2 separate regions of the Homo sapiens genome follow, and region 1 is linked to region 2. A link is an interaction called in ENCODE POLR2A ChIA-PET data of the cell type or tissue named here. Cell type or tissue: PC-9. All regions are shown on one strand.

Evidence for each region. Peaks named below come from ENCODE experiments on the same cell type or tissue, not always from the same donor. Only the 100,000 strongest peaks of a DNase experiment are listed, where the experiment ranks them.
Region 1: POLR2A ChIA-PET joins it to region 2 with 11 read pairs; 1 of 35 experiments calls an interaction of 5 or more read pairs at or near these places.

The regions. Positions count from the first base shown.
Region 1 is chr3:139,557,393-139,562,392 of GRCh38, forward strand. It overlaps NMNAT3 (nicotinamide nucleotide adenylyltransferase 3), which reads right to left. Exons shown (of 7, transcript NM_001401600.1): 7 at 2,799-4,000. The coding sequence ends at 3,618. All of the region lies in intron 3 of COPB2-DT (COPB2 divergent transcript), which reads left to right. Among named protein-coding and RNA genes, the nearest start is that of RBP1, 20 kb to the left of the region's middle. In PC-9, a CTCF peak has its summit at 4,892; DNase peaks (open chromatin) are centred at 1,159, 2,339 and 4,889; H3K27ac peaks cover 1,196 bases.
Region 2 is chr3:139,315,439-139,320,438 of GRCh38, forward strand. LOC124909439 reads right to left here. Exons shown (of 2, transcript XM_047449421.1): 2 at 707-1,466. The coding sequence ends at 1,056. Among named protein-coding and RNA genes, the nearest start is that of MRPS22, 26 kb to the right of the region's middle. In PC-9, a CTCF peak has its summit at 4,527 (motif pointing right); DNase peaks (open chromatin) are centred at 1,993 and 2,383; H3K27ac peaks cover 1,961 bases.

The sequences.
Region 1 (5,000 bases), 240 kb after region 2:
ATCAGGCCTGCTGTGTTCCCGTCTCCCGCACATGTCTAGTCAAATCTTTTGGTCATTTTTTAATTGAGTTGTTAGTCTTCTTATTTTTGTCATCAGAGTTCTTTAGATATCCTGAATTTAAATTGTTTATTAGATATACATTTTGCAATTTTTTCCCCAGTCTGTGGCTTATCTTTTCATTTTCTTAATGTCCCTCAGAAGGAGTTTGGGAAGGGAAGTAATATGACCAGATTTGCACACACATACAGCTGCCCTACCTGCTATGTGGAGAATGGACTGGAGGGGTCAGGACTGGATTGGGGCATCCTGTTAGGAGGCTGTTGGGTGATCCAAGTGAGAGATGATGGCAGTTTGGATGGAGAAGCAACAGAAGGGATGGAGAAAAGCAGCTCCATACAGCGGGTGTATAGAAGGTAGGACTGAGAGGGCACGCACTCCACACATTATAGATTTTCAACAGGGGAACAGAAAGGAGGCCTCCCCAAACTCATGCACAGAACACATTATTATTATTCTTTCTAGTAGTGAAACTCCATTCATTTGTGGGATTTACATATTTGATAATTTGGAAATGTAGGACAAGATGAATTTGAAGATTCCCTCTAGTCCTCACAGTCTGTGGTGCCATGAACAATCCTCTATGAGGTTATTTCAACAATACTAAAATACTCTGAGGCGTGTGCCTAGATGCATTATTACAGATTGTTTATTAGTCACACATGTATATCTATAATGCCAATTTTTGATCCAGGAAAATAACTTCATGACTGAAACTGAACACAATCTGTGCATGAAGATCCTTGCAGAAAGGGAGGGCAGAAATACTGTTAGCCTAGAAAGTGTGAGGATGGGGATAAGGAAATTCATATTCATGTATTAACCCAATTACCAAATGTACCTTGCAAATCTGGAGCGCTGTTGGTTTAACATGGGATTTCACATCATTCCGTCCCAAGTGACACAGACAGTATTATAAATGAAAAATCCTTTCCTCAGGCTAGGATACAGAGCTCCTCTCATTTGGGCACTACATGCTATCACAGGAGAACCTTTATTTAAGGCTGGAAATTCTATTTACTCAGGAGCCCAAACCACTGTTTTTCTGTTCTTGCAAAATAAACAAAACACCCTGGCAAAGCAGATGCAGAAAAGACCCGAGGGAACGGAAAGGAATGTGGAATCAGGTATGCAGGTCAGTGTTAACACAATAAGTCAGGAGCACAGCAGTGATACATATTTCTCTTCTGATGCTAAAAAAAGGAGGCTACATGAATCAATGAGATAAAGTGAGAGTACAGAAATTAAGACATATAATGTTTTATTTATATATGTATTTAATGAAGTAGGTTTTGTTGTTTTATTTTAGAAAGAGACAACATAAAGGCTCAGAAATGGATGTTTTGCCTGGTAGGGGCTGCATGATGCACACATGGATCAGGGAGATGATGACATCACCTCCAGACTGGTTGGACTTGGTGCCCTGAGCCTATGGAAAGCCTGGACAGGGGCATGGGGGCTTCAGACACCTGCTGTCAGGTGCATGATGCAATAAGGTACCCCTTCTCCAGGAAGTGATGATGAATCCAGCTCAGCATGCTGCACATTTTGGCCTCTTCTTCCTCAAGGCCTTTGCATGTGATGTTCCCTCTTCCTGAAAGCCAGCTGCCTCCACCCATCCCCAGATCTTGTGAACTCACCCTTCAGGTCTCAAATACATTGTCACTTCCCTTCTGTCTACACTGTCATCAGGGCAAATGGCAAATCCATTTTGTAGAGTCAAAACCTTGTATAATTTTGAAGGCCCTTTTCCAGAAATAAGAATAAAAATTATTGATTTGAAATTAGAGATCCATATAATTAGGGCCCTTTCTGGGACCCTGGAAACAAAGATTCTCTGCCCCTGGGGAGCTTCCAGTCTGGCTAGACATGCACTGGATCCAAAGAAGGCTGGGTAGGCTGAAGTCAGAGGCACTCAGAGTCTTAGAAAACCAGAACTAGAAGATAATTTAGAGGTGTCTGATTAAACCTCCCATTTTAGAGGCAGGGAAATGGAGGCTCACAGTGGGGGAAGGGAGTTAGTCAAAGTCACACAGCTTGCTGTGGCAGCTTTTGGACAAGGCTGTCTGATTCCTATCCCCCTGGATTCTCAGGGTCCTTAGGGACCTCTTGGAGTGCAGAGTTCATTTAGGGTGAGGAATGGCTGGCAGCTTCAGCGGTTGCAGGGATCAAAATCTGCTCCCCACCCTGACCTTGCTGGATCCAGAAAATCCTGATTTCCTACTTCACTTCATGACACATATGCAAACACTGAGATGTTTTGCGGGGGGGGAGAAAATAGATTCTTCCTAACGGGCCCTTTGTTTTTCTGCATGACTAAACCTGTAGCAAGGATGAACCAGAGTAAAACCATGGAGACGTAAATTCTGAATGCATTCAGTCATGTGGTCAGCAAGTATAATGAGTAAACCCAAACATAATTAGGCCAATCAAAACCTTTCCCTAATTTGGTAACGGAATGACAAATCCTACATGCACATGAGGCCCCTGTTCTAATATTTCAGAGACCTACCTGAAAAGAGCTATCGGCCCAGTGGTTTCTTTTAGAAGGCCGTTTGTGTGGCACCAAAAAGCAATTGCTTCCTCCATTCCTACTACCTGGAAACACAAACTTTTAAATTCATGCCAGTTCAATTGGAACAGTAGCAAATTTCATGAAGCAGCTAAAAAGAAGAGCAACAGCTGGTACATCAGGCATTAATAATATAACAAAGGAAGAAAAAAGAGAAATTTTTCATTAGTACTTTTTGATGTCAATTTATTATTTATCCCTTTGCCAGTATTCAAACAGACAGGCAGTCATAAAACATTAAAAAAGATCCTTTAAAACGGTCAGGCATCTGTTTTACCTCAGTTCCTTTTTAGAAACCTGGAAATCAGGAGCCCCGGCTTTTATGCTATAGCAAGTTTGACACTTGCTGTATCAAAAATATTGCTTGAGGATCACTACGTAGAAAGAGTTTTGTTTAAATTTTATGAAAAGCTGGTTAGGCAGGCAGACAATGGTTTCTAAGGCAAGATCCAGTGTAAATCAGCAATGTGCTGTTTCCAACTGTTTGACTCCTCAGTTCATATTCTGAAACCAGGGCGTTGACAAAACCCACTGTTCAGTAATTAGCATCCTGTCAAATCTTTCCAATCAAGACTAGCATGCTGCACCTGGTCCTAGTTAAAAAACACATTGTGGGCAATTCTGATCTGACCCTCAGGGGCCGCTGCCATGCTCAGAACTGCATTCAGCGTGCATGCCATAATTACCATCCACACAAAATAAGTAGACCTCCTTGTCCAGCAGCTCTGAGAGATTCTGCCTAATCCTAATGACCTGCCACACCATTTTAACTTCTTTGATAAATGTCTATCCTTGTGATTTAGACCTTTCCTCTCCTGTAAAGAAGGTATCTCTTCCTGGGACAGAAGACTCCTCAGAAGTAGAATCACTGTAGAAATAAAGCAAATGAAAAATGGAGAAGCAAAAACCAAAGTAAAACAGAAACCTTAACAGCCCTCTCCCCAGCAGGAGCTTGTTGGAGGAGGTGTGGGTGCTGAGTCCCCCCTCCCTAGCTTGTCTTGCCCTCAGTGCTCTGGGTGCTTTTGCCTTTCCAGGTACTGCCCTTGGTGTAGAGGCCATGGTCCTTGATGTACGTGATGACAGCATCGGGAATCAGGTACTTTACGCTCTGCCCTTGGCCCAAGGCTCGCCTGATGTATGTGGCACTGATCTCATTCTGCACAGGCTCCTTGGCCAGGTGAATGTTGTGCTGGTGCATCCGTAGGATGGGAGATTCTGCGATGTAACCTTTTGGGTCGTGACCTACTCGGCCCACGCACACCAAGCCAAACTTCTCCACTATTTCCTGGATGTGCGCATCCTTCCAGAGGTTGGGGGTCTGGAAGGTCTTCAAGACGTCTGCCCCACAGAGAAGCTTCAGCTCAGGCACAGCTGCAAAAACAAGGATGGACCCAGTAAAGTTAGAGAGAGGTCACTGCCAGGAAAGACAACATCATTGGAAAGTCTCACAAAATGCTTTTCTTGGATGTATCGAGAACTCAGTGTCTCCATGTTCATGACTTGAAAAGAAAAAGCATGTAAATGAATCTGCAGCCATTTCAGGGAATACAGTTGTAAGTAATGATTTAATCAATACACCTTTTGTTTAATATTGGAAAAGTGCCAAGGAATACGATTTTTTTTCTTTTCAGTGTTCTAACAGAAGTCTGTCTGTGGTTGCTTTGGACCAAGGCAGAGTGCTCTAAAGGTGGCTGTGCTGTACCCAGTACTGTGTCTTCTGATAGAAGGTAAGGTTCTGAAAGCTCTGAGACCAACAAGCCATGGGCCTTGGACAAGTCACTGCCTTATTTGAAATCCATTTCAGCCCTTGTGTTACTAGGAACTAGTACCTGGCACTTTTATATAACAATCTCACTATAAAGATTAATTATAAAGGCTCTTTGGATAAACAAAAGGTCTCTAAGACTCCAGCTGGTGGCCTTTTCATTGCAGTTTCCAATAAAACAAAGCTCTAGAACAATGCTTAATGTGGATAATCCTTTGGAATGTGTTCTAACAGAATGCTAATTGTGATAATGAAATAATACATAACATTTATTGGGAGATTACTGTGGGCACTACTACTAAGCTCTTTATGTGTATAATACCATATGCACCCCAGAACAATTTATGAGGTGAGTATTGTGCCCATTTTATGGAGGGGGCAACTGAGGCAGAGAGAGATAAGTGACTTGCCTGAGGTCACTCAGTTAGGCAGATAAGTCAGGTGTCAAACCCAGGCAGCCATCCTCCAGGTGTGGCATTTGTAACTGCTGGGTTCTGCTGCTGCCTGCTGGTGGAAATCTGTACCTGCATTATACTGGAGAAGCCCTTCCTAGAGTTCCAGACTGATTTTCCTGGCACTATCCGTGTCCCTCTTGGTGAGCTAATC
Region 2 (5,000 bases):
CTGGTCTTGAACTCCTGAGCTCAAGCCATCCACCCACCTCGGCCTCCCAAAATGCTGAGATTACAAGCTTGAGCCACTGTGCCTGACCAAACATCACATTCTTATACATCTGTAGTCAAATCAGGCTTGTGTATCTCTCTTTTTTGGAAGGGAAATTTCTCCCAGAAGCTTAATGGTGGCTGGTTCTTGTGCCCACTTTGCAGACCACCCTCTGGGCCCACCTTCCCTGAAATGAAGACATCTATAATCATATAAGCAGGTTTCTATTAGCAGGGAGAAAGGTTGGGATGACATTGGTCTGGAAACCAACAATGTCAGTGGTTCAAGTGAGACCAAGCAAGGAAAGAGAGCCAGGGCAGGAAGCTTCATGTGACAAAAGCCGAGGAGACAACAAGGAATGTTCAGAGTGGGTCATTGCTGAGCTGCAGTGGAGGATGGTGGTGGTGGTAGTGGTGCTGATGATGGTGATGATGGTGATGATGCTCGTGTGGTGATGGTAGTGGGGATGAAGCCACACATTCTGAAGCACTTACTGTGTCTCACCCTGTATCATCACCAGGGATCCCACACTTAATCCTCCAGCAATTCTATTATTTTACTTACAAGGGAACTAAGGCTTAGTTCCCTGCACTGGCAGGTGCTGGGGCTGCAGTCATTATTGCAACCCTGGCTGTTGGTGTGGTCTGCTAGGAACACTTCAAAGCAGCTGCCATGCATAGATTCTTCCTTTTATTTTTTATCACATATTTAACAAATATTTCAAGAGTCTCCTCTGTTAAGCTATCCTACATCTTAGAATTCTAGGATACCATGGAGGACAAGATAGACAAGGTCCCTGCTCCCATGGAGCTACATTCTAATGGGCAGCATGAGGGATAATCAAGGAAGCAATTAATCAGTGAATCAATACACAAGAAAAATACCAGCTCATGGTAAGGGCAAAGAAGGACACTGTGACAAGTTGCTGCCATCAGGAGTACTTGGGGAAAGAACTTCATTTATACTGAACGGTCCAGGAAGGGCTCTCTGAAAAGGTGGCACTTGAGCTGCAACTTCTATGGAGAGATGGAGCAGCCATGTAAAGACCTGGGGAAAGGGGACTCCAGGCCCACGAACAGCAAAGAAACAACCTCTGGGGTGGTGGACAGCATTTGAAGAACAACAACGACAAAAAACCCCACCCTGACTGGAGCCCAGTTGGGCAGGGACTGAAGTACATTGGAGAGGAGTCTGGAATTTTTTCTCAAGTGGTATAAGACGCAGTGGAGCATCTTCAGCAGGGAATGCATAATCTGAATTGTGCTTTTTTGAAGTGTATCCTGGTGCGGGAAACTGCCCCTTTCTGTGGGGCTCACTGGCACACCTTGTTCCATGGGCATCGGTCCTGCCTCCCCAGGAGAACTGCAAGTTCTTGGAGGTGAGAACTCAACTGAGCTTGCCTCCTCTTGCATGTGAAGGGTGAAGGCCTGCAATGGAGATGAGTGTCATAAGTAAATATTGAAAGTTTCTGCTTTACCTGAGGGTCCTGAGAACAACCATCCCAGGTAGAAGGTGGAGCATGAAGGTATCTGCTTCTCAGAAGTTCCTGGAGTCCACCATTTCACATACCAAAGCAGACTCAGAAGAAGACATCATTTTTCCCTTGGAGATGTTTCTCCAGGTTTGTGGGGGGTTCCTCTCCATCCAGCCTCTCACACAAGCTTGGGAGCAGCCCTGGGTCTCATTAGGAGGAGGCTGTCAGATGAGCTCAGCGTCTGGTGGGTCATTCCTCCAATGAGATCTGATAGGTAGCAGACGTGTGTGCTGGGGGTGACCTGGTGAGCAGTCACCCTTCTGCCCCCGTCTGCCAGCCAGGGGGCTTCCCCACCCCTGCAAGGTGCTCCACAGAACTTGGCGCTGAATATATGAAACACGAGGCCATCCCTCATAATCAGAGCTGACTTATGGGAAAATTAAACACAGAAGGACATTCTGGCTCCAGGGAAGCTTCCTTCTATGACTTCCTGGAGGCATAGTCTGGCTGTATGCACCTTCAGGGAGAACGGCTGACCCTGCTGTCAGCCAGAGAGCTGTGACCCCAGGGTGGCAGTTGCATCTCGATGATATGTTTGTATCTGTTGGAACAGGGGGGCTAAGAACAAAAGAATAAAAATAAGGGTGGAATCTTTTTGTTTGGAATGTTCCATCTACTCTGTAAGTCCTTGTGTCTGGATATCATTTATTTTTCAGAAGTACTGAGTTGAAATCTCATTAAGTTTTTCCAGGTGAGTCAGTTATAAATTATCTAACTCCTTCTGAAGCCATTAGAAAGAATGCAAGGTCTGCTTAAGGCAGTTTACAATAAAGAGCCAAGGTGGACCAGTTCAGAGGAGCTATCAGAGTCAGAGCACAAGGAAACCTGGGAAAAGGTCTCAGGAGGTTGAACCTGGTGGAGGTGTGGCTGAGTCAGGCCATGACTCAACTCTGCTGTCACCCATTTGGACTGAAGGACAAGCTAGAGGTCCTCTCTTGCACTGCATTTGCACACTAGGCTGCAGGATGATACAGAGCCAGGGTTCATCATACTCCCTAGTTTGTCCAGAGAGCGCTTTGAAGGCTGCTGTGGGCTCCCTTTACTTAAAAAGACCCTTTCTCATTAGGATTTAAAGCATATGCTTGGCCAAGTCTGTCAAAATGCATCACAGAGATGGTCCCAAACTAACTGTTGAGCAGCCCCCTGCCCTGATCAAAGCGGAGAAGGCAGGCATCGCGCTGCCCACGGATGCTGGAGCACGTGAAGAGAGCCAGCTGGGACTACAGTCCAACAGGCCCACAAGCCACAGGCCAGAGGGCCTGTCCACGAGCTGCTGAGCAGTGAGGCACCTGGATGAACCCAGTGCCCAAGATGTCCATGAGGGGATCAACGGCTCCTCTTGTCCAAAGCCAGATCATAACAGCTTGAGCCCTGCCAGGGAATGAGAGGCTGATGTTGTAGCTGGAAGGGCTGGATGGGGAGGGGACATAGATAAGGGGATGCAATTCCCTGCTGGGCTAGTGTGGGAAATTAAAAAGCACAGACGATGTTTATGCCCTAGAGGTGAGTGGAGGACCAAAGGAGACCCTAGAAGCCCCAGATCTGAAGCCGACTCTAATTGCAACAGCTCCGTTGCTTGAGTAGTGGCCAGACACCTGGCACTGTGCCAGGGCTGTCATGCCTGGACTCATCCAAGCCTCCTAATAAATCACTGAGGGTGGGCATACTAATGTTAGCCTATAGGTTTGACAAACAATAAAATAAAACACAGAAAGATTGAGTACTTTGCCCAATGTCCCACAACTAGCCCACAGCAAAGTTAGGGTTTTAACCTACAGCTGTTTGGATACAAAGCCAGTGCCCCTAATCCCTGGGTGTACCACAGCTTAGAGATCAGACCAGGTGCAGCCCCATCATAGAGAGGAGAGATAGTCATTAGGGGACCTGAAAGCTTGGGGTACAGGTCTCCCCAGTGGAAGGCTGGCTCAGAGGAATTCCACATGTGGATGTGGGCCCGGGATCGCCGTTCAGCAGCTGCATATCCAGAGGACGACTGAAAGGGGAGGAACAAGGCACACAGGTGGGAGTCTCCTGCTGCTGACCACCCAGGATGGACCTGCCTGGGGAAGGCTGGAGGATTTGGCAGGGGCGAGGGAAAAGCAACTCACACTTCAATGCAAGAGCTCATCCCAACACCTTTTGAGACTGGGGTGTGGTCTCATTCTCTAGGAATCAGCGACTCAAAGAGGGACTCACAGAGGTGGAATGGTGGCTGGCTCATGGTCACCACAGTAGAGAAGCTAGTTTCAGAAGAAAACTGCAAATAAATCTTGGAATGTTCCATCTGGGACCTCAATGGCTTTGTCCTGGGAAGGTTTTGGCCAAAAAAGAGGGTGCTGTGTCTGAGATGAGGAGAGAGGTGTGAATGTCCAGCTCCTTGGGCTCTGCTCTTCTTGTCCCTGGCTGGAGCTCCTGACTCAGGCAGGCAGGGGCATCGCAGGACCCATGGGTGCAGAGCCCAGAGCCAGGACCTCAGTTTACTCTGGTTGTCTTCCTGCCTATCTGGGCTGAGATGGGGATCCAGCTCAGCAGCATGTACGGTGTCCCCCACATACCCCAGTGTCACAACTGCTCCAGCTCGGCTTCCTCAGCAGCCCTGGCTCCATGCTTAGGACCCGTGGTGGGTCCCTGGTATTCACTATGATGCTGCCTGCCCAGCCCTCTGCCCCTGCTCCAGTGCCCAACACACCAAACTTGTCAGCCCGGCCTCTGGGGCTGGCACCTGTCCAGTGTTTCCTTCTAACCCCCACCTGGGCACTGGCCTCAGAGTCATATGCTCCTGGGTTAAAAACTCTGCCACTTACTAGCTATACTCGCTGGGCAAATGACTTTATTTGTGGTGCTCGTTATTAAGCCATTGTCTCTCAGCTTCAAACCAGCGTCCCTCTGTGATGTTCTGGGATCCCACAAATCACCAGTATGCCTTGCCAGAACTCCTTGTTAGGCTCTGCCAAGAGGGGGCACTAGAGGGAGCCTGCAACACTGGTGGATGGAGAAGGGGTCAGCTCCTTTGTGTCTGTTTCCTGTTCTGTTGGCAACACCCCAGCAATGCAATGGCCCTGCACCCCAGCAGCAGCCGCTGGTTCCAGCTGTCAGTTTCCTCCCCATTCGCAGACCTGTCCCATGGGGTCCTCTGAGAGACACCCCCTCAGAAATCTGGGCCTCAGCCTTGCAGCCCCCTCCCAAGTGTCCACATCTTTATAAGCCCACACTCTCACCCTTGTTCCCTCAGCCCTAGGGGCTGTTACTGACCCTGAGGATCTTTTCATGTGCTTATTTGCCATCCCTGTATTTTCTTTGAAGTGTCTGCTCAAATCATTTGCCTATTTTAAACAATTAGATTACTTCCTTATTATTGACTTGTAAGAGGGCTTCATATATTCCTGCTGTTACTACCTCTGATGTCTCAGCATTCCCCTTTGCCTTT